Linked DNA regions of Homo sapiens: all the other regions are linked to region 2. Evidence: chromatin loops called from intact Hi-C (ENCODE). Cell type or tissue: prostate gland. All regions are shown on one strand. Region 1 overlaps AKAP1 (A-kinase anchoring protein 1). Region 2 overlaps SRSF1 (serine and arginine rich splicing factor 1). Region 3 overlaps MSI2 (musashi RNA binding protein 2).

What was found. Peaks named below come from ENCODE experiments on the same cell type or tissue, not always from the same donor. Only the 100,000 strongest peaks of a DNase experiment are listed, where the experiment ranks them.
Region 1: a loop joins it to region 2, with 2.5 times the contacts of the local background. A loop is called at or near these places in 22 of 110 quality-filtered maps.
Region 3: it touches region 2 in a loop (2.8-fold over the local background); 8 of 110 quality-filtered maps call a loop at or near these places.

Annotation. Positions count from the first base shown.
Region 1 is chr17:57,117,296-57,125,295 of GRCh38, forward strand. It overlaps AKAP1 (A-kinase anchoring protein 1), which reads left to right. Exons shown (of 11, transcript NM_003488.4): 9 at 1,086-1,159; 10 at 1,687-1,749; 11 at 2,955-4,049. The coding sequence ends at 3,029. Among named protein-coding and RNA genes, the nearest start is that of AKAP1, 36 kb to the left of the region's middle. In prostate gland, a CTCF peak has its summit at 4,214 (motif pointing right); DNase peaks (open chromatin) are centred at 3,736 and 4,241; H3K27ac peaks cover 3,867 bases.
Region 2 is chr17:57,995,586-58,003,585 of GRCh38, forward strand. It overlaps SRSF1 (serine and arginine rich splicing factor 1), which reads right to left. Exons shown (of 4, transcript NM_006924.5): 4 at 5,334-8,000. Among named protein-coding and RNA genes, the nearest start is that of SRSF1, 7.7 kb to the right of the region's middle. RefSeq lists an enhancer at 90-139. In prostate gland, CTCF peaks have their summits at 26 and 4,097 (motif pointing left); DNase peaks (open chromatin) are centred at 16 and 4,096; H3K27ac peaks cover 1,030 bases.
Region 3 is chr17:57,658,414-57,666,413 of GRCh38, forward strand. All of the region lies in intron 11 of MSI2 (musashi RNA binding protein 2), which reads left to right. Among named protein-coding and RNA genes, the nearest start is that of MSI2-AS1, 54 kb to the left of the region's middle. RefSeq lists a silencer at 4,549-4,841 and an enhancer at 6,020-6,626. In prostate gland, a CTCF peak has its summit at 4,550; a DNase peak (open chromatin) is centred at 4,618; H3K4me3 peaks cover 484 bases; H3K27ac peaks cover 2,456 bases.

The DNA of each region.
Region 1 (8,000 bases), 880 kb before region 2:
GTGGGGACACCCTATCTGGTGTCTTAGACTATGAAAGCATTGTCAGAGGGAAGAGGACTGGCAAAATCTTGGGTAAATGACTTAGCCTCAATTTTCACCCCAGAACATGGGAATGGTACCTGTCTTTGATGCTGGCTGTGAGAATTACATAAACCTAAGATCTGGTGTGTAGAGGGTGGCGAAATGGCAGCTGTTTATGGCTAGGAATTTTATATTTGTAGGTGATAGTTCATCCCATCCCACTCCCTCCCCAGGTTTGCCCCTTCTGATCTCCTTCTTGCTTGTCTTAAGCGATTTGCATGCGTTAGAAATACTACAGTCTAGCTGGAGTCGGCTTAGAGGGAGCACTGGGGCAAGATCTTTGTTTTGCTTCTTTTATTGCTGTTGCCCCTCCTTCCTCTCTGCTTCTGTCCATCTAAGCGATCTGTCCAGACCCAGCTGAAACTTTCTCCTTCGTAAGATTTTCCCGGATCTTCCTTGGTAAACCCCTGTCTCTCCCATCCTTGCCACTGCTTGCCTTGGGTATGGTGTTCTATGTAACTTTTGTAATCCAGCAAAGCTGAATGCTGCCGCAGCGCCTTGCCCACTCTGAGTGGCTGGCCTTATTGGGCTGTGTGGCCAACTGCCTGGGTTTGATTCCCACCTTCACCACTTGGGAGCTGGTTGACCTTCAGGAATCCACCTTTGCCTCAGTGTTCTCTCCTGTAAAGTGGGGATAGCACTTGGTGTTACTAATTTTGTGGAAGAACACATATGCTCTGCACTGCCAGCATCCGAGTTGGTGGGGGTGGGGGTGGTGCTGCTGCTGGTGGTATTGGTGGTGGTGTTAGTGGTGAAGTTTCTGTCCATCTGTTGTCTGTGCTGCACCAGTGGGCAACATGCAGTAGCGGCCCTTAGTTTATCCACTGGGAGTCATATGGAGGCCTAGGCTCTGTCTCTGACCTGGGTGGATCTCCCCAGTGCAGTTCTCAAGTTCCACAGCATCTGAAGCATTCTACTTGGAATGCACCTGAAACTTGTGTACATGACAAGGGTGCCTTGCCTCAGTGAGAGCCTAAATGCCGCTTTTCCTTTTCCTCCTGAAGACGATGACCAGTTTTCACCGGAAGCAGATGCCGCCATGAGCGAGATGACGGGGAATACAGCACTGCTTGCTCAGGTGTGTGGTTGGCAGGGGTGGGGGAGGCAGGCTGGCTGGGTTCTTGGGAACTGACCTTTCAATGCCTTCTTTCCTGTGGCTTGGCCCTGGATTGACCAGCAGTATTTAAGGAAAGGTGCATGAAGTAGCTAATACTTGATATTAGTCTGTTCTCACATTGCTGTAAAGAAATACCTGGGACTGAATAATCTATAAAGGAAAGAGGTGTAATTGACTCACAATTCTGCGGGCCTGGGGAGACCTCAGGAAACTTACAATCATGGCAGAAAGGGAAGAGGCACGTCTTACATGATGGGCAGGCAAGAGACAGTATGTGAAGGAGGAACTGTCAGATACTTATAAAACCATCAGATCTCATGAGAACTCACTATGACGAGAACAGCATGGGCACACCGCCTCATGATCCAATCACCTCCCACCAGGTCTCTCCCTCGACACATGGGGATTATGGAGATGACAATTCAAGATGATATTTGAGTGGGGACACAAAACCTAACCATATTATTCTTTCCACCCCCCTTCTTCAGGTGACAAGTTACAGTCCAACTGGTCTTCCTCTGATTCAGCTGTGGAGTGTGGTTGGAGATGAAGTAAGTTCTGCCCTTCTTTTCCTTCTGTGTTGCTGGCCCGAAGTAATGGATTGATTAGGAGCTGGTCCTGGGATTTGTTTCCTCTTGAGTTAATCAGAGGATATAACTGTAGACAAGCACCTCCTAGGGAACACTTTGGATGTCCTGATTGGCAGTGGTGATGTCAGTGTCCTCTAGTGGGTAGAGGCCAAGGATGCCACTAAACATCCCATAGTATTCAGGACAGCCCCCCACAGCAAATAATTATCCAACCGCAAATGTCAATAGCGCCAAGGTGGAGAAACCCTGTGCGAGACTTTCTGGGACCTTCTGTCTGTTGAGTTTTTCTGTCCTCTATCTTATGGTATGAAAGCTTAGATTTCTTCAGCATATTAAAAAGCCTATCCTGGCCAGGTACAGTGGCTCACCCCTGTAATCCCAGCACTTTGGGAGGCCGAGACGGGCAGATCACTTGAGGTCAGGAGTTTGAGACCAGCCTGGCCAACATGGCGAAACCCCCATCTCTACTAAAAATGCAAAAATCTGCTGGGTGTGGTGATGCACACCTGTGATCCCAGCTGCTTGGGAGGCTGAGGCAGGAGAATCACTTGAACCTGGGAGACGGAGGTTGCAGTGAACCAACATTGTGCCACTGCACTCCAGCCTGGGTGACAGAGCAAGACTCTGTCTCAAAAAACAAAAACAAAAACAAAAAAACCCTATCCTTATGCCACAGCAGCCAACAGAATACTTAAATAAATGTTCCTGTTGGCTAGAGCATAAGCCATGTCCCCCACCCTGTTACTCTTTTTTTTTTTTTTTTTTTTGAGACAGTCTTGCTCTTGTTATCCAGGCTGGAGTGCAGTGGCGTGATCTTGGCTCACTGTAACCTCCGCCTCCGGGGTTCAAGCGATTCTGCTTCAGCCTCAGTAACTGGGATTACAGGTGCCTGCCACCACACCTGGCTAATTTTTGTATGTTTAATAGAGACGGGGTTTCACCATGTTGGCCAGGCTGGTCTCGAACTCCTGACCTCAGGTGATCCACCTGCCTCAGCCTCCCAAAATGCTAGGATTACAGGCATGAGCCACTGCGTCTGGCCTACACTGTTACTCTCATACATCTGTTGCCTGCAGTGGCAACCGGGGAGGGGAGAACTCATGTTGGCTAGGGAGATGGCCCCAGGATGCCATGGACAAAAGCTTTAAGGGAACTTTCTTTTCTAGGTGGTGTTGATAAACCGGTCCCTGGTGGAGCGAGGCCTTGCCCAGTGGGTAGACAGCTACTACACAAGCCTTTGACCCCCATGCTGCTTCCTGAGAGTCTTTTTTTGCACTGTTGAAATTGGGCTTGGCACTCAAGTCAAAGATGAACATCGGAATAACAAACATTGTCCTCTCCAGAAAGTCCTTTCTTTCTCCATACTGTAGTCCTATTGAGAAGACATTTCGTCTCTGAGAAAAAAGGATGGAACTATGGGTTCTCTTCGCAAAGCCAAAGGATAGTGTTTAACAAGCCAGCTGGCTTATGCTGGTTCTCAGCTGTTTAAAAAAAAAAAAAAAAAGGAATAGAAACAGTTTCAACCAGATTGTCCTATTCCCCCTGTTCCATTCCCCTCTTCTTCCTTCTATCTCCTTCCCCGGCAAAAACCAAACAAACTGGCAGACAGGCCAGGGATGTATGTTGCTTGCTTGAGAGGGTTTCTTTTACTTCAAAATCTTTCTTCAGGGAGCAAGACATGAACTGACTAATTGGTATCCACTACTTGTACAGCTTACATAAATGAGTTGATGATATTTAACCAGTTTTTATAAACTTCATTTAGGTCTCTAAACACAGACTTTTTAAATTGCAACTGTAAATATGAAATGGTCATCACATCTGACCTTGGTCAGTGGGGAGGGGAACTGGTATCCTGCCAAGCCTGGTTGTAATTTGTAACCATTTTCTATTTGTGCAAACTCTGTAAATATGTGTTTAAACAAATGTAATATTTTGTACAAGATACACTGGAGAACAAAGGGAACTCAAGATTCTTCCAGCCACATGTCACCTGTAGGTAGAAGTAAACTCTGCAGTGCAGCTTCTGCTCTTGGCCCCTCTGGCCAGGGCCCCTGTGGCTTCCTGCACACTGGACAGGTGACTGTATGGTAGAGACTGTGATCTGGGAACTTTTTGCTGTACAAATCTGTTTAAAAAAAAAAAAAAGTAACTCATTGAATTAACTTGCAGTGGTGTGTTTGATTCTTTTTTAGACTGGCTTCAGCATTGTGCAGTTTAAAAATAAGTAAGTAACTTACATAAATCTTCAATTGTATGAACTGCAGCTTTGAGTCCATTTTTTTCCAGTGGTGAAGAATTGGCGGGGGGGGGGTGGTGAGTGTGGCGAGCTGGATCACAGGCCCCACACAACTGCCTCTGCAGGAGACCCATGGTTTTTTGAAGACAATTTGGCCAGAAATTTCTATCTGGCCTTTTCCTCTCTCTCCTTGTCCCACCAGGTGGCAGCCAAGCGTCCTCCGACTTCTTCACTGCATGTTAACTGGCCAGACTCAGTTTAAAGCACTGGCTTCCAAAACGGGTTGTGCCTTCTTTGGTTGTCATTCTTAATAGATTCGTGAAGTTATTTAATTTACTGTAGTGATAAGAATGATGTAAAAAATACATGTAAGTTATGGGATGAGATACTGCCTCAATTTAATAGCCCCTGCTCTTAAAGAAGGCTGGCCACTGCAGCCCAGGCCTACCCCAGTGCCCCGCCCCTGCCCCCTACGTTTGAGGCCTCTGGCTGCAGGGCTGTTGAGCTTGAGCTCTAGTTTTTAGAGAGCTGACGTAGCCTGAGGGTCATTCTGATTGGAGATATCCTCCCACCGCACACCCACTCCTGGGAGCTCCTCCCAGTTCCAACCCAGCTGGCTTGTTCTTTCCGTCTCTGTCCTGGCCAAGCCTGAGCTGTGGCCATTGTCAGGTGCCCATCTTCCCCTCCATCCAGGTTCTCGCCTGTGTGGTTAACAGCCTCTGTTTCCCTCATCTGTAAGATGAGATAACCTCATAAGGCAATTTAATCATGGAAATGCCCTCTGCTTCTACAGTGCTTGGTCCCAGGGAGCTCCCCTGCAGTTCCTTAGCCACTATTGGCTTTAAGTCCTGGCAGGAATTGGGTGTGACTTTGGCCAGGTCACCATACACCCAGGTCTAAGCTTTTCCTCTATAATCCAGCATTGCTGGAGCATGAAAAGGTCTACGGAAGCCTTCCGACTAACTTAGGGAATGCTCACAGAGCCTGGTGTGCAGATTTAGCTTTTATCTCCAGGGAACCATTGAGGGGTTTCAAACATTAAAACATGCTTCTGGTGCAGGGAGAAGGGTGGGTGAGGTGGAGGTGTAGACATGAGAAAAAAGGGATTCCCCTGGGATGGAGCCTGGGACAGACAAGACGTGATGAAGTCAGGATCCTCAGATAAAGCCCCTTGGGCTTTGATGAGTGGGATGGGCTGCTACCCGGGACTCCCACGCCTTAGAGTCCTACCCTGCAAGGGTGCCTCCATTAAACTCGGTTTGGAATGCTGGAGGAAGAGCAAGTTGGAGGCTGGTGAAGGACTTGTACTCCTCGAATAAATGCTTCTCAGATTGTTGCCTTTGATTAATTTCCAGAGTTCTGAAAAACTTGACTTTTAACCATTTTGCCAGAAATCTCATTGTTCTTAAGGAGGAGCAGATTTATGAAGGTCCTCGCTCCATCCCTCTGCAAGTCAGCTGCCCGGGCAAGTGCATTTGAGACGCCCTCTTTTAATTACCTGTGGGGCATCCAGGGGATGTCTTGGTGTGAATTGGAAACTCACGGGAGAAGCCAGTGCTGGCAAGAGATCTGGCAATCTGCCCAGGGTGTAGGGGAGAGGGGTGGAATGCTGGATGCAGGAGGCTAGAGCTTCCACCCTGTTCTCATTATAGGCATTGGTGTCAGTACTGCCCCTCTGGTCTCTGGGGCATCACCATGGAGGCTGGGTTTTAGGGTTACTGCTATACCTTGTACAACTTCAGGTATGCCACTTGTAGACATCAACATCTGTCAGACGATAACTAATGTCAGTTCTAAGATAAAATGAGAGTTGTAGCTAGAGTTAGGGAGTGCTTACTGTGTCAGGTGCTGTCTCTTTTACAGGTAACACTGAGTCCTTGACACAACCCAGGGAGGCAGGGACTCCGTAGATGAGCAGACCCAAGAGGTAGAAGATGGTGATTTTGGAAAGTGGTTCGTGGATAGAGCAGAGCTGAAACTAAAAACCAGGCTGCTACCCCAGGCCAGGTGCTCTTCACCACCACCCCTAAAGCAGCGTGGATTCATCTTGCCCCAGTCCACATCCCCAAATAAATGCCACAGTGATTAAATGATCAGTCCATGGAAAAGCTTTGGAACTTAGAGTGGGAAAGATACCATGACAAGAGAGATCAATGATTTTGCTTTTATGGAAAATTTAAATCTTAAGTAACATAAAGCCAAGAGACACCTGCAGCAGCTAGGGCCAGAGAGTGGACGTTTTGAATCCGTGATAACGTAAAACAAGGAAAACTGGCCAGGCACGGTGGATCGCGCCTGTAATCCCAGCATTTCAGGAGGCTGAATTGGGTGGATCACTTGAGGCCAGGAGTTCGAGACCAGCCAGGCCAACATAGCAAAAACCCCATCTCTACAAGAAAAATGACATGGTGGCACGCACCTGTAATCCCAGCTACTTGGGAAGCTGAGACAGGAGAATCGCTGGAACCTAGAAGGCGGAGGTTGCAGTGAGCTGAGATCACACCACTGGACTCCAGCCTGGGTGACAGAGCCAGACTGTCTCAAAAAATCAAAACAAAGAAAAAACCCAAGACAAATCTCTAAGTTTCCATTGGGAAATATCATAAAGGATGTGGATGGAAAATCTGGGTCTGTTCCTAGACCAGCAGTGGCCAATAGAAATATGTGAGCCACATCTGTAATTTAAAACTTTCTAGGAGCCACAGTTAAAAAGTGCAAAGAAACAGATGAAATTAATTTTCATAATACTTTAAGTCATATCATTTCAGCATGTAATGGATATGAAACATTAAGGAGTTGTTTTACAGTGTTTTTCCTACTAAGTCCAGTGTGCATTTGACACTTCAGCATATCTCTGTTCAGGCCGGCCACATTTCAAGGGCATGATAGCCACGTGTGGCTTGTGGCTATCACGTTGGACAGTGTAGGCCTGGACTATTCCATTGATCACTATCACACTGATACTGACAGCCTTATTTATGTTCTTCCTTATTCAAAAAGTTGTATGTCCTTTTGCACATTTATTTTTCCAGATGAACTTTAGAATCATTTTGCAGGGAAGGGGGCCATACTAAATATTCTATTGGTATTTGAAAATAATGCACGCTATTGAGTTGGTATAAAGTTTTATATAATCTATGAAGTTGGGTGTGTAAAATATTTGAATTTATTGTTTTCCTTTCTCGCCCTCTCCTTCCCTGGTTTTTTTTTTTTTTTTAAATACAGGGTCTCGATCTGCTGCCCAGACTGGAGTGCAGTGGTGCAGTCAGCTCATTGCAGCCTCGAACTCCCTGACTCAAGCAATCCTCCCTCCTCAGCCTCCTGAGCAGCTGGGAGCACAGGCGCATGCCACCACACCGAACTAATTTGTTTTTTCATTGTTTTTGTAGAGATGAGGTCTTGCCATGTTGCCCAGGCTGGTCTTGATCTCCTGGCCTCAAGCGATCTCCGCTGCCTCAGCCCCCAAAGTGCTGGGATTACAGACACAAGACACTGCACCCAGCCCTGAAATTGTTGTCAGAGCATGTATGAGACCTTGTACATCAACATATTTTTTTGTAGTTTGGCTGGGCATCTCTGGTAGACTGGATGTCTCCTTGCCAAAAATTCTGTCTTCCTCACGGTAGGATTGTACATCCTACTGTGTTTTGTTGGACTCAGGCATGGACTCATCCTGGTCAGTGGAAGATGGGTAAAGGTGGCACAAGTCACCAAGGCAGATGCCTTGAGCCAGTATGTGGTTCGCTTGTCTTCTCCCTCTGCACCAGCGTCAGCTACATGCCAGGTAGATACCCATCCACCCACCTGGGTCCCAGTGTGAAGATAACGTGGAACAGGGCTGCAGCCAGCTCTCAATGGGTGTGTGGTTTGTGAAACATCTCACATGAGCCTCTGAGGTTTGGGGCTTGTGTGTTCCCCATGGCCTGTCATTCTAGGGTCCCACACCTTTCCTCCAAGGGCTCAGAGCTCTGGC
Region 2 (8,000 bases):
ACATGGATCAAAGACAGCACCATGGGACACCCTGCTGGCATCTGGTAGATATTACAGGTGTTTCTCACTTGGGTCAGACTTTTCTCCCCGAGGCCTCCCAACTGGAAAAAGCAGGCTGGCTTTAAAAAGCAACGTGATAGTAAAACAAGAATTTCTCACCACAAGATCTGGATTCAAGTTCTGGGCCTGCCCCTTTAACATCTCTGGGCCTATTTCTTCAAACTGCAAAATGAAACTAAATACTACGTGAGAATTAAAATGAGCCACAGTATCAGGACTGGGCGCAGTGGCTCATATCTGTAATCCCAGCACTTTAGGAAGCCAAGGTGGGAGGCCTGCTTAAGCCCAGGAGTTCAAAAAGTCTGAGAAACAGAGCAAGACCCTGTCTCTACAAAAAATATAAAAAAGGTAGCAAGGGTATAAACCTTTGAGGTTACTATTCTAAGAATATGCATGATCTGACTAAAGAACACAGTGTCTCAGATTTAAGCTATGTGGCACACCTGCCTAAGATTTCAATAATGTATTTATTCACAAACATTTATTAAGGTGCAGGTACTAGCATTCTGGACATCTTAGAAGAAATGTCAAAAAGTTTAAAACATAAGACTTTGGGGAGCCGGGCGCGGTGGCTTATGCCTGTAATCCCAGCACTTTGGGAGGCCGAAGCGGGCAGATCACGAGGTCAGGAGTTTGAGACCAGCCTGGCCAACATAGTGAAACCCTGTCTCTACTAAAAATACAAAAAATTAGCTAGGTGTGGTGGCAGGTGCCTGTAATCCCTGCTACTTGGGAGGCTGAGGCAGGAGAATCGCTTGAACCCAGGAGGTGGAGGTTGCAGTGAGCCGAGACTGCGCCACTGCACTCCAGCCCAGGTGACAGTGCAAGACACTGTCTTAAAAAAAAAAAAAAAAAAAACAGCCTTTGCTCTCAGTTTACTATGTAGCTGAAGAAAACAAAGCATACACATTAAACTAGAGAACAGCTTAAGGGCAACATGTCCACCTGCACATATAGCACTTTTTAAAACATGAAGAAAAGCAAATAAGAAACAACGCAATTAGTTCAAGAATGCTTCAGTCATTAGGTGTGATCATGAAGGGGTGAGATTTTTAATGGCAAAAGGAATGGGGCTGCTTATGGGATTTATGATGTGGGGTGTTAAAATGTATGGATGCTGGGTCTCTTGGTTTTGAGAGAATTGTTTAAGCTAGCTGATCCTATAAACCTAAAGACCAGGGTCAGGGTCCTAAAGTTAATGCTTAAGACTCCCAACCCAAGGAATAATATACATGCTATCTAGTCTCTTCACAATACATCGTTATGTATTAATCTCTTTATGAATAGTTACCAACAACAAAAAAACAACCAAAATGATTCCATCCCAAAGAGAAATATGCAGGAATTCTCATTGAGGCAATACCACTAAATTCTGAGGCAACTTAAAGCTTCCTCTGTAAGAAGCTTAAAAGAGAATGACTGAAAAAGGATACCTAGGAGGCAACTATTTAGTCTTTTTGGAGACAATGTCATCAATTCTTGGTGATCTGTACTGAAAGTGTGCACAGCTTACATCAAAACCACTTACTTTGGTCTTACAATTGGTCTTACTTTGCAAGACCAATTCTGGGAGCAACATTTACTTATCCAATTATACTTGGACTTAGGCTAGCATTTAGATTAATTCAAATTTTCTGGCTTCACATCTGAGGAGTTATTAGTATTAAAATACCTTCTCCAATAATCCACCCAGTTAACGAATAGCTTGTGAAACAGACTTCTACAGTGCTTTGCTTTTAGGGAATACTAAATTCTTCCCATCTCGCCCATCAATATTAAAACTGTCAGCACTGCATTTAGCTCATTGGGAAATATAAATATATTCAGTTCCTGGGTCTGTAGAGTTAAAAAATACATGTATTTACCAAATCAACCAGGGTAGGGGAAGATGTGATTGAGAACAGGATAAATTGGAAAGGTAGAATATAACCCATTGTTAACTCATATTAAGGGAGTGACATGTTTTAAGGATCTGGAGTCACTGAAACCAGCTTTAACACTTCAGTAATATGAATTTGGGTACAGACAAAAATGCTGATATGGCAACTGGAGATGGGAAGACAAATCCAAACAGCATCTTGAAGAACTCTATTTGGCAAGTAAACACATCTCTAGGTTAATCTAAATCATAGATGCGGTGGCACCCTGAAGACACAGAACTTGACTATCACCTTGCTGCAAATTTACTATTTTTAGAGTACAAAGGAGCCATTTGAGTTTTCTTTGGAATGTGCTTGTTACACTGCGAACCAACATTTTACATTTCTAGCCTTAAGTTGTGGATGTCAGCCAGGTGCGCTGGCTCACACCTGTATTCCCAGCACTTTGGGAGGCCGAGGCGGGCGGATCACTTGAGATCAGAAGTTCAGAGACCAGCTGAGCCAACATAGTGAAACCCTGTCTCTATGAAAAATACAAAAATTAGCCAGGTGTGGTGATGGGCACCTGTAATACCAGCTACTTGGGAGGCAGGAGAATCGCTTGAACCCGGGAGGCGGAGGTTGCAGTGAGCCGAGATTGTGCCACTACACTCCAGCCTGGGTGACAGAGTGAGACCCTGTGTCAAAAACAAAGACAAAAAAAATGTGAATGTCACTCTTGGTGTTATTTTATAGTTCAAATTTCTACCACCGTTAAGGGTAGAAGACATTCACCCAGCACTTCCCAGTCCTATCTAAAGGTTATACCTTCCCTTTTGCTTGACTGATCCTATAATCTTATGTATTAAGCCTTAATAATTGTTGAAAGCTTATCCCAAAATGACATATAAAGACTCCTCCTCTAATACACAGCACCTGAGGGAACAATTCTACCATGGTTTTTCTTAGCACTTTACAATCTCCAGGTTTAGCACTTTTCTTTCTACAAGGAGAATTCTGAATTTTCATTTGCCTAATTTGTGGCTTCAGAGTGCATCTTCAAAAGTTATTTAAAAATTATCAAAGGGACACCAGAGCTAACATTTACAGGATTAAAGACAGGCTTCAATCTAGTTAGTGCCCTTTCAGCTGTCAATCCAATTTGCAGCAAGACTACTAGTTAACAGTAACTACCTTCTGTAGCTTTCCTTGCTACTTAGTGTTACCTTAGCAGGCAGGGAAATCTCTACTGTGTAAACTTGATTACTTTTCCCCCCACAAGAAGTCCACTTTGTCCACTTTTAGTGCTTTATTCTTTGAAACAGACTGATTTTCTAAAATTAACATTTTAAGGCCAGTTGTCCCACACCTGTCTTCTGGATGACTAAATCCCATCATATGGGCCTAAAAGGTTTAGTATTCTCAATGACAATTTATACTGTAAACAGGAGACAAGTTTGTGTCCTTTCCATTTTTTATAAAAGAAACCTGGGGAGAAAGCGGTGATGGGAATGACAGATACTAAAAGTGTTAAATTTTCAGTAATTTTCAGCTGTTAATATGGCATTAACTACTGTGTCTACTGACTTTTTGATCACAAGACAACCTGCTACTTAAGTGAGGCCTAGAAAATAGAAAACAGCTAAGCTGACACATAAGTAGGATTTTAAGACAAACTTTAAGAACCTCTTAGTAATACTGAGAAGATCATCACACCTGAAACTGTCACTCCATAAAAGCAAACTGCAGGTCTCTAAAAGCATATTCATTTCTTCTAGTTCATAACCAAATTGTTATGTCTAGTTTTCCCCAGCACACCTAACTCCTGTTCCCAATTCTCACATTCATGGCCTTATTATTCCATACCTGATGTACAAGGTAGGCAGAAAAACAAGCAGACTTATGTCTTCAGTATTTTCTTAGTCCCAGAACCTAGATTTGTTACAAAATGAGTGCCTGTAAGGTAAACTCTGAAAACCTAAATGGATGCAAAAGCTGAAAAGGGGAAGAATTTTACACAAAAGATGGGAAGACAAAGGTAAAGTTGCAAGAAAACTTACCCAAACCATCTAACTTTAGAGCTGATACAGAGGATCAAGGTAGTTAGCTGGTCTCTACTTTGTTCTATGTATCTATAATGGGGATTATTTCCTGCTTAATTTTGTGTTATAGCTCCCTCTAGTGGCTAAGTGATTTTCCCTAGCACTTACCAATGGAGAGCAGTACAGCATGTTGTAAAAAAACCAAACAAACAAACAAAAAAAATTAAGACCTATTTCTACAAGTTGTTTTTGTTCAAAGTGCATTTGGTGGAGATGAGTATAGCATCCTAGAGAAGCTGTTTCCACTATCTTCATGTCCACAGTTCTACCAATAGTTGGCACTTATAAGTTGTCTGGTAACAGAAGTCTGATGCTTTTTAACCCGATGCTTGAGTATCAAGCTGAACTAAGTGTTGTTTTGCTTACCTAAACAGTAAACTTCTTATGAAAAGTCATGAATGACTTTTCACCCCCTGAAATCCCAGCCTAGCACCTATTAAAATGTTGTAAATTACAAATGTTATATTTGCCTAAATTAACTTCTATATGACAGAGTCATTTATTCAATTTTTATTCTGTGCATTAATGAAGCACGGAGTGATTTTTATAATAATTAAAAAATCCTTCCTTTAATCACTACAAGCTCACAAGAACCCTCAGGGTTGTTAGGCATTAGCTTTCAAAGCTACCAAGAAGCACCGTGAAGGTCTCAATAACAGGAATAAGTACTGGTTTAAGTATACTATAATCTCTTGGGGTTTGTTTAAAGCAAGTTACTTTTGGCAGCATTACTATTCATTCAATAGACAATCACGATAGACATAATGAACAGATGTTTCCTGATAATCTCTTTACTTCATGCCAATCCCAGCTTTTCCTATAGGATCTAATTGGTCAATGTTCCTTTAAGTACTGATACAGAAACAATAACTCAAAAGAATGTTGTATTGTACACTCTAGGATGCCTGAGTATTTGCTTCAATGGGATATAATTGTTGAGTCCACTATTACAACAGAATGTAAAGAAATGTGGGCCATACCTTTTTTTCTTGTGGCTGCTTCAGCCTAAAAAGATGGGGGAACTTAAAATTCAATCAACAAAGGATTCACAATAACAGGTTTTTCAGTCAAGACACCCCAGTTACAGACAAAAGCATTAGGCCTGTGTATGCTAGTACAGTTCCTACAATCCCTTATATGAACTCTTTGGAGACAGACATATCTGGGATTCAGAGCTGTATGCACTTTATGAGGTACATATATACCCTGTATTACATAAAACCCTCAGCAAAGTCTGTGGCAACTGTGCAATGAATAATGAAGTTCAACAGGAAACAGTTTAGTCACACTAAGTGCAAAATGAAGGCAGCAATTCTGGTCAGGGTTCACATTTAATTAGCTCAACAACAGAAAATCTTTTGTTTTCGTAGTTTTTGGATTTCAAAAAATGGATAAGAGACTGTAATCTGTTTTCTGCGTTTGCAGTCTTCATACTGTGATGGAAATAATGGTTATGTTACAACAGAACTTCAGTCTAACAGTTTCTCATCTTTTAATACTATTTATGGTAAATACATATATATAACTTACTTGCAATTTAAATTACAAAATTCATATACAAAGTAAGCAAAAAGGCACACATAAGAAATCCACCTTGACCACAGAAATGTGAAAACACCAGCCCTAATGACCAAGACAATGTTTCAAAGACAACAAACACCAAGAAAAGTTGAGATTCTACAATAAATCATATTAAACGCAAGCACTATGATGCACAGACGTGAGCACTGAATATTTACTAAAGCATAAAACTTAGGAAAAATCATTTTACGGGGAATCTATTCATATTCCAAACAGCATTTTAAAAAACATTAAACTTAGCTTAGTTTTAAAAACAAAATTCAGACCCAAACAATCAAGAACCAGAAAATGGGTTTCTTACCTTTTGTTTCCAGTAGGATGTGGGCTGAACAGCAAGGTGGGTTATTCAATCTGATGTTATGAAAAGTAATTGCTTCTTAAAGAGACTTAAGTTTTTCCTTGGTTAGAAAATAATTATAGGCTCCCTAAAATATTCTAAGGGGACATAAATAGGGAGAAGAGGGGGAAATTCCAAGACAGCTTTTGTAGTTTCAAAAGGGTGTAACTTTCTTCTAATAATTGCCAATACGGATAGAGACCTAAAGGTCCATTTTCTGAGACTATAAATAGGAGCAGTCCATACTTCCCATCACAGCTTTTAGCTGTCTGGTCATCTTAACTACAAAACCTATGCCCCTTTACCTAAGTAAACATTAGATCCTCTCTAATCTTCAAATTCAGCCTGTATAACAAGGAATACTGTCTCATTTCAATGTGAGGTTAGAATTACTATAACTTTTAGTAGAGCACATCTTTCAACTTTAAACACTCAAACTTGAGTGAAGGCCATTTACATTTTTTGGTCATTTCCAAAACATTCAATGAACACAAATGAACCAAAGTTTACTTAAGTCTAGCTCACATTAACCTTCCAAAATTATCATTAATCATTTATTTTCCCTTTAATAATCTGATGAATTTTTAAAATGTTCTACACATAAAACTTCTTAGAATTTCAAGAATGTCATGTAAAATTATTCAAATTTTTAAACAGTAAATCTGCCTTTTGGCCATTACATTGAATTCTTAGATAAAAAGAGCTACATCCTTAAACTTACACTAAGTACTTAGTGAAATTCTGCATTCAACTTAACATCCCCTCTTCCCAACATTCCACAACGTTCATTAAAATCTACCGATTGGGGTGACCTTACACATTTCTTCCACTACCAAGATTTCTGGTTTTCCTTAGGTTTTTAATTGTCACCCAAATAATCACCTTAAATTCAACTTCCAACTATGATTAGCACCCAAGGGAAATGTTAAAGTCTATTTATTTTAGGTCCCCTCCCCCAACCTAAATAGTACCAAGGGGCTGTCAGTAGACAAATACAAGAAGTAGCAGGCTAAAAGTTTTTAACTGCTTTGGTAGAGAACACCAAAGTTTTTGGTACAAAATAATCTTATGGTTGGAGAAGGGCTTATAAGGCAAAATTCTAAATGCCCAGCTTTTTATTAACAATGATTCATCCAAAGAAGCAGTTAATCTTGTGCACTCTTCCCTTTCAAAAAAGAAATGAGACTTGGGTTAAAAGTTCTACAGGCTGAGCATGGTGGCTCACACCTGTAATCCTAACACTTTGGGAGGCCAAGGCAGGCAGATCACTTGAGGCCAGGAGTTTTGGGACCAGCCTGGGTAACACAGAGAAACCACATCTCTACTAAAAATACAAAATTAGCCGGGCAAGGGTGGCACACACTTGTAGTCTCAGCTACTTGGGAGACTGAGGCACGAGAATCACTCAAATCCAGGGGTGGAGGTTGCAGTGAGCCTAGATCACACCACTGCCCTCCAGTCTGGAGAACAGAGCGAGACTCTGTCTCAAAAACAAAAAACAGTTCTAATACATCTGTGCTGATGTTAACATTTAATACTTACCTTTTTTTGAGATGAGTTTCATTGAGAATATCAAAAGCTATCTCCAAGTGAACATTAGTAGCCATCAACCAATTTTGCACAAAAGCCTATGTTGTCTATGACCACCAGAAAATAAGCAGCATCTATAGTTTTTTAACCACTTTATAACAAAGTAGAGAAGCTTATCTTTCAGATGCTAGATCCATCCCCCACCGTCATTTACCAAGTTACATACACAAATGCCTTATTCTCCCCTTTTGCTTTCCCCTGAAGACTTTTACAATTAACAATAAAAGATGGCTAATACCATTAGATTGCCTTTTAAGAACTTTTAATTTGCTAACACATTAACACAAGAGTCAAAATCTTATCTTACTTAACAATTTAAAGATTAACTGATAGACCCAGTTAGAATCTTACATGAAGAGGAAAAAGGACAACCATGCATAGTTTTTTAAAAAATGTTTATTTTTTCAAAGAAAACGGCAATAGCCAATTGGAAACCTACTTATTCTTCAACTCCAATTTTGTTTTCTTTAA
Region 3 (8,000 bases), 340 kb before region 2:
TCATTTCTGGGAGAGCCAGGACTTTCACCATAAAGAGTCCAGCATTGGATTTCAGTAACCCCAGTGAATTTATAATAATGCTGACAGCTGCCCGCTGCTGACCTCAGCTTCATTCATTTTCCAAGGGCTTTCAGACCAAACCTGTTGAGGATAAAATACATCAGCTCTAATCAATAATTTTGTAATAGAAATACTGTGCACTTGATAAATCAACTCTAGTGCAATTAGTGACTAGCCTTGAAGCCCAGACCTAAGTATAAGTTAATCCTAAAGTGAATGGAGTGGGGGAATGTTAATGGTCTTTCAAATCAGTGGAATTATTTTCAGTGGTTGACACATCTCTGCCTGCCCCCTGAGCTGGTTGGTCGTTGCTCTTGTGTGGGCTCAGGAGCTCAGGCCCAGCTGTCTGGAGCAGGGGTGGAAAGTGTGGTGGTGTCCTTCATAGCTCCATAAGGGCGCGCAGAGCACAACAGAGAGGGGTCTAGAGACCCGCTCCTTGCACCCTGGGCTGGGTGGGGGCACTGCAGGGTCTAGGAGGCCCCTAAAGCTGATCAACCTGCAGGTTGGTGAGAACCATCCAAGGAGCATGTGCCCGGGTGTATCATTCATGGTTGCTTGTGTTTTGCAGAGGTTTTTTTTTTATTTGGTTGGTTGGTTGGTTGGTTGGTTTGTTGTTGTTGTTTTGAGACAGACTCTCACATGTTGCCCAGGCTGGAATGAAGTGCAGTCTTGAACTCCTGAGCTCAAGTGAACCTCTTTCCTCAGCCTCCCAAGTAGTTGGAAATGTAGGTTCATACTACCATGCCCGGCTTTGGTTTTTTTGTGTGTTTTTTGTTTTTTCTTTTTTTGTTTGTTTGTTTTTGGTAGAGACAGGGTCTCACTATATTGCTCAAGCTGGTCTCAAACTCCTGGCCTGAAATGATCCTCCTACCTTGACCTCCCAAAACACTGGAATTACAGGTGTGAGCCACTGTGCCTGGCCTCTGCAGAGTTTTGACTTTCAGATATACACCGTGATGTATATTACCATAGCCACCCTGGGAGACGGTCAGGAAGGCAGAAGTTTGTGGCCTGGTTTACAAGCATGTTTTTGTTTTGTTTTTGTGAGAAAGCTGGGCTACAGAATGGCCATGTGACTTATTTAAAATCACACACCTGGTTACCGGAGAGCAAGGCTTTGGTTAAAGGTGAAGAACCCTGGACTTGAACCCAGGTCTCTGGCCTCCTTAAGTAGCCCTCTGGAGAAGCCGTGTTTTTTATGAGGGACACACCTGCCCCCCAGGACACCGGGCACAAGCAGGAATAAAGACCATGTAGGAAAAATAATAAAATAAAATAAAAGCCCATGTAGGGACAGCCCAAGTAGCCTCAGCTTCTAGCTCTATATAGGCCAAGCGCTCAGTCTCTGGCCTAAAACCTCATAGTCTGATCTTTCAGATGTAGATTTCAGAACTGGACCTACGGGACATCTGCCATGGAGTTGAATGTGGCAGATATTTATTAAGTATATAACAATAGTAATTATTGTTATATGTGGTAGGTACTGTCCTAAGCCTGATTCAAGGGTGCTTTTGACTGTATCAGAAACCTCCCAACTCTGATTAAACACTATAGGTTAATGTTACAGGGAATTAAATATTATGGGGGATTTATTGGCTGACATCCTGGAAGCTCCATAGAAGAGTGGGCTTCGTGCCTGGCTTGTTCAGGGATCCTTTTTCTGCAATTCTCTTAGCTTCGCCCTCCTTCTCATTTCAATACTGTCTTTATATTGGTTTTCCTCATGGTGGCAAAATGATTGCAGCAGTTTCTGGCATCATACCGTCCTGTCCAGAAGAGGGGAGTCAGATGGTCTGGAATGCTAGGAAGAGTCCAGAGCTTTGTGCTGCTTGGCTAAGGCTGGGGTTACAAAACCAGTCACTGAGGGTGGGATCCACCCCCTCTAAACCGAATGGCTCTTTACACGGTGGTGTAAGGATGGGTTCCCAAAGGAAAACCTGCATGCTGATAAGAGGGGAAAAGGAAGAATGATGCCAGAGAGACAACCAGTGGATGCCCACCACAGCCCTGGAAGTTCCTGGAAGTTCATGGATAAATACTAAGCAGTCTCCACGCCATTGAAGATCTCCCAACCTAGTGTGGAAACTAATGGGTAATTACAATAGGATGCCATAAGCCCGGTAACATAAGCCTATCCAATGAACAGAAGTAGCACAGAGGAGGAAGTGATCAGCTTTGTCTGGGAAGTCAGGGAATGTTTCACAGGGGAGTGAATATTTCCACTTTTAAAGGACAAATAGGAGCTCCCCAGGGGGCCGGGGAACATCATGGGCAAAGCCACCAGACCTCGGGACAATGGAGTGAGGTGGAGGCCCTGCTTTATTCTGGCTGGAGAATAAAATGCAACAGGGGAGTAACTGTAGGTAAAGCCAGAGAGCTGGGCAGAATCAGAGCAGGGGACCCTTGGTACTACGCTAAGGAGACTGGATTTACATGGGCAGGGCCTGTGAGATCATGGGAGGCCTGAAACTAGGAACTGACATCAGATTTGTATGTTAGACAAGCTTTGACAACATTGTCCAGGATGGATTCAAGACGCAGGACTGAGGTGGGAGGACAAGTTACAGATAATTCGTGTACATTGTAAACACTCCATAGATGTTAGTATATAGCTGCTCAAGAAGCAGTAGGCCTTTTGCTCTTATCCATAAGACGATTAACTCTGGACTCAACATCATGCTAGGGGCTGGGGTGGGCTGCAGAATAAGTCCATGGCATGGTCCTTGCCTTTAGCCGACTTCCAGTCCTCTGGGGAGGACAAAAGTACACAACCGATGTGAGAGCTAGCCTTTAATAAGGATAGATTCCTACAAGGTCAGAGAGTACCCAGAAGGCAGGAAGCTTAGTGGAGGAGGCAAGACATGACACAGGGCCTGGAGAATTTGGAGTGGGAAGCTGTCTGCTAGGCAGGGAATATGGGCTTGAAGAGATAGAGACAGTCAAGGTTCTGGGAGATCTTGAAAGCCATGTTGATATAGTCACAGGAGAGGGAGGTTCGTATTCTTCATGCAAGTGGCGCTCAGTAAGGACAGAACCATCTAAAGAAGATAAGCCTGGCTGTAGCTCCACAAAGAACAGCCTGACCCCTAATCCTGGGGTCTGGGGCTGGGGCTGGGCTCGTGACCTGGAGCAAGGGGTGTGGAGTGAGAGGCATTGAGAAAGCAGACACAGGAGGGCATTCCATGGCAAATCTCTGCCTTAGTTCCCTTAACTTTCCTTTGCTTCTGCCAACAAGTTGTTATTTATTCCCTGCTTGGGGCTATTGTTTCCCATTCCTTTGCCCTTGAGGTGGCCACTGTCCCCTTTCTTTCTGCCACTCCATTTCCCTCTGTCCTTGTCTTTGCCCTCTCTGTCAAAATTTGGCTCAAAGTGCCAGAAAGCCATACCTGATTCACCCTACCTGGGGCACCCCCTCCTTTGCCCATGTCCTCAGTCCTCTTCCTCATGGGTGAGCTCTCCTGAATGAAAGGTGAGATTATGGGTCCTTGGAAGATATTTTGCATGTGTCTGCGGGTGGCACCTGCTTTCCCCAACAATACAAACCATCAGGCCTCCCGGCGGCAAAGTCAGCCTAGTCCTCATTCTTCATATGGATAAGTAATTACTATGCAATTAGAAAACACAGAAAATGAAGGGGCCCTTTGTTCCTGGTTGCTTATTAATATTAATTTTTTTAAAAAGGTCTCCCTTCCCAGCTTGGGATCCTACAGAACAGGAAGCAGACAAATAATGCCTTTGAACAGCTGTGATGGGCTGTTGAAATTAGATCTGTCAGGGGATGAGAACACCACGATGGCAGCCACTCCGTGGTATAGGCTAAGAGGGTTCCAGGGGAAGGTATCTTGTAAGTGGTCAATAGAATGCTAGAGACACATCCTAGTCAATTTGAATACAATAATGATAATAGATGTTAATAATAATAGCTCACATGTATTATGAGTGAGCCAAGTACCATGTCAAGCCCACCTGCCTTATCCCATTAAATTCTCATAACCCTATGAAGTGAGCACTGTCATTCTCATTCCCATTTTAAAGATTTAAAAACTGTAGTTTGGAAAGGATAGTAGCTTATCTGAAGTGGCAGAGACAGGATTTGAGCCTAAGCCTGTCGTCATTCTGTCCTCTAAGCCACTGTCAGCGGACGCTCCATCGTACCAGCCCTGGGATGGCTGAGCCAGGCTCTGCAACCTTAAAACAGACACTCAAGAAAAAACCACAGCTGCTCTTAACTAAATTCTCCATTATCCTTGGGGGAGGAGATAACCCCAAATCATTTACGAGTGGCCTCAGGAGGCGGTATAAGTATTTTTTGCACCTGCTCCTGCTGTTGCAGACACTGCCTGGCTTTGGCTGACAGGTTTCTGGTCCCTGAATGCACTCAGACCAATGTCAGACAAAGGAGGCCGGGAGGAGGCGTGGTCGTGTAAGAGGAAGCCAGCCTGAAGAGAATTATTGGAAGGGAACCTTTAGCTGAAACAAGGCTGAGGGAAGTTAGCCAATGCCCAGAAGAAACTAGGCGATGGAGCACGGGCGGGCTTCTCTGGGAAGACAGACGTCCTCTGTAGGGATGAGTCAACATTTTTTCCTGTGGGCTGCGAGGACCGCTTCTGGAAGGTCGCTGGGAAGCCCCGCCCGGCCTTAGGGCTGGGAGGGGATTGGCTGCCCAGTTGCTGGGGCTTTGCTCTGAGCCAGTGGCGGGGTGGAGGGGCGGGGCCAAGGCGGGAGCAGCGGGCTTCTTGGCCAATCATCCTGCAGGGAGGCTGGGCACCCGGTACCATGGCAACCGCGAGCAGGGCCTCATTTGTTTTGTAGATGAGTAATTACTACACAATTAGAGAAAGCTAAAAATAAAGGGGCCCTTTGTTCCTGGTTACTTATTAATATTAATAAAATGGTCTGCCCAGGTCTGTGGTAAACATTTGATGCCTGCGTGCCTGTGGCAGAGGCTTGTGTAGCCGGGAAAGGCACCCCAGCCCCGCTCGCCCCTCTTTCGGGAAGTTATTTCTGACTATATCCTGGAGAGGGTGGGCTTCTGACCTTGGGGAGAAGAGGAGAGGCTCAGTGTGACAGACATAGGATCCAGGATGTCCTGGAGTCCGGGTCCGTCACTGACTCAGGTGGAAAGGTGGCGGCAGCGTCACCATCCTTCAGAGAAAAGACAGACACACAGCAGCAAAGCAGACACTATGGACCGGTGTCAGAGGAAACCCCTAGTCCAGTTTTGCTGTGTCCTTCTGTGTTTTCTGGCTTTTGATTGATCAGCTCCAGGTGTGTAAAATAGTCGTTAAGTCTTCAATGGAGGTAGCCCCCAAGACTCCAGTGACTCCCCTCCCATCTGGCTTAAAGGGCACATTCCGTTCAGGCTTGGAAATGATCTGCTGGAGGTTTACACTGTGTTCAGGGTTGTCCCCGTGGCTCCCCATGCCCTGGCCTTCGAAGTTAAAGCAGCTGAGAGGCTTGCTTTCTATTCCTTCTCCCTCCTAGGGGGAGAGGTTGCCTTGTTGATTACTCCAGTGAGGATGATTAACAGCTTAAAAAAAAAAATAGAGGCAGCATAAGAGCATAGAAGGCAGAGTAGGGAATCAGAAGACTTGGTTCCAGGCCTGCTTCCACCTCTACTAAACGAGGAATTCAGACTAAAGGGTCCTTGGGAGCCATTTCAGCTCTACAGCTCTGTTTTGCTGCTGTTTCCAAAGCTGGAAATCCCTTTTCCTTGGAGATAGGAACAGGGACAGTGACAGTGCCTTAAGATCTGAGAGAACAGGCCGGGCACGGTGACTCACGCCTGTAATCCCAGCACTTTGGGAGGCCGAGGCGGCTGATCACTTGAGGCCAGGAGTTTGAGACCAGCCTGGCCAACATGGTGAAACCCCATCTCTACTAAAAATACAAAAATCAGCCAGGTGTGGCGGTGTGTGCCTGTAGTCTCAGCTACTGGGGAGACTGAGGCAGGAGAATTACTTGAACCCGGGAGGCCCAGGTTGCAGTGAGCTGAGAGTGCGCCACTGCACTCCAGCCTGGGTGACATAGCAAGACTCCCTCTCAAAAAAGGGGAAAAAAAAAGAAAAAAGATCTGAGAGAAGTGAGTGGAGAGAAAGCCAAGAGGTTCCAGGTGATAGGAAACTTCGTGGGAATTTGAAAACAGCCATGAATTGTTTAATGCATGAAGGCAATGGGAGGGACAGAAGCGGTTCCAGAACTGTGTATCATTTTACACATCTGTCCTCAGACTTCCATCCTTGGGTGTGGTTGATTAAATCTCTTAGGGTTTGATTCTGTGTGGATGGTATTCATGAATAATAGTGGACCTGTTAATAGCTGCTGTCAATGAGCAAATCAACCCAGAGATTGTGGCCAGTTCAGTGGCTCTTGAACTTTGCTGCTGTTCCTAATAGGAACTTTGATCCTGTTAGGATCACCTGGGGAGTTTTTAAACTGTGCAGTGGCCAGGCTGCATCACAGACCCATCAAACCAGAATCTAGCAGGGTGAGCCTCAGGCAGGCCCAGTGTGTAACACGGGGCTCAAGTATCATCATGTTCTTGCTGGATGTAAAGCTCCATAACATCTTTGTGGCTGTCACTGGTACCCCAGCCTCCTCTAACTGGGAGGTGGGGAGGTGGGGCTGGGATCTCTAGCCTGCTGCTGTGGAGCCCACGGCTCTCCAGCCTCCATTAGTCTTCCCAGCAGGGTCAGGAAGGCCACCCTCCAGGGTGGACCAAGGGGTTTTTGTCCTCATAGAGGGACCCTCCTGTCTCTCTCGAGGACAGGCCAGTCCTGGCTGAGATTAAGGGCATGTACCAGTAGAACTAGCAGCCTGCAGCAACTGTAAACAGAGAAGCAGCCGCCCTCCTTGACTGACCAATGGGAGCCTTTTGGTAAGGTCGGAGTTTGTTTGTTATTAAAGACCTAATTAGAAACATGAGAGGGAGCTGAATGGCTCTGTGCTTGGCTAATTAGTGACATGTATGCGCCTGCTTTGAACTTCAAGGACACAGAACTATTAGTGCTTACATCAAAAATGGATTAAACTCCTGTGCTTTTATAATTATTAAAAAGGAGCTACTCAAGTGGAAAGTCTTTTGTGTGGGTCCTCAAGGGGCTGCCCCTGGGATAACTTCCCCACCCCACCCTGCCCCCTGCCTGCTAGAGCCCCAGCAGTGAGTTTTCTATTAGATATGATTGGGCAGTAAATACCGTTCAGCCCTAGGGTGTGCCAGCTCCCAAAAGGACTTGGCTCTCAGCAGAATGGAGTGGTCTTTTAGGACTGAGATCAGCTCTCTGGGTGGCCCCCTGGGTCCAGGCACTTTCCTGGGGTGGGGGAGGGGAGTTCTAGCGAGGGCCCAGGGTTAACCAGGGCTTACTTTCCCTCTGGCAGTGCCCTCTCTGCTTCCACGCTGACCCCACCAGTACTGCAAGTCTGCTTATTCTTTGGGCTGTGGCGTAGTGGAGGGTGGCCTAGTCCTCAGGAGAGAGGCAGTCCTGTATCTCTTGGGGCAGTCAGATCCTGACCTCAGGGAACCCCCACCGTGATGGAAGAGATGTTTCCACTGCCAGGGAGCTCCCAATTTGGAAAGGCAACAGGGTCCAAGCCCTTAGGAGCTTCTACTCCAAGGCTGGAGAATCTATTCTGTGTCCTTGAATTTGCAGTTTCTCTGGGGCAAAGAAAGATCCAAGTAAACAGAGGAAACCTTGTCAAAGTGTGATTCCAGAAGGGACAACTGAGCAGCATGATTTAAAAAGCATGTGCCTTCAAGTTAGAGCCAGATTTGGTCCTGTCTGAGACACTGTGTGGCATTGGACACATTTCCTAGCTGTTCAAACCCTTGGTCTTCTTATCTGTAACAGGGGTTACACAGCTGCTCTTACAAGATGTTCGGAGCATGAAAAAAGATCGTGTGAAACACCTACCAACATGCCTGGCAACACAGTAGGGGCTCA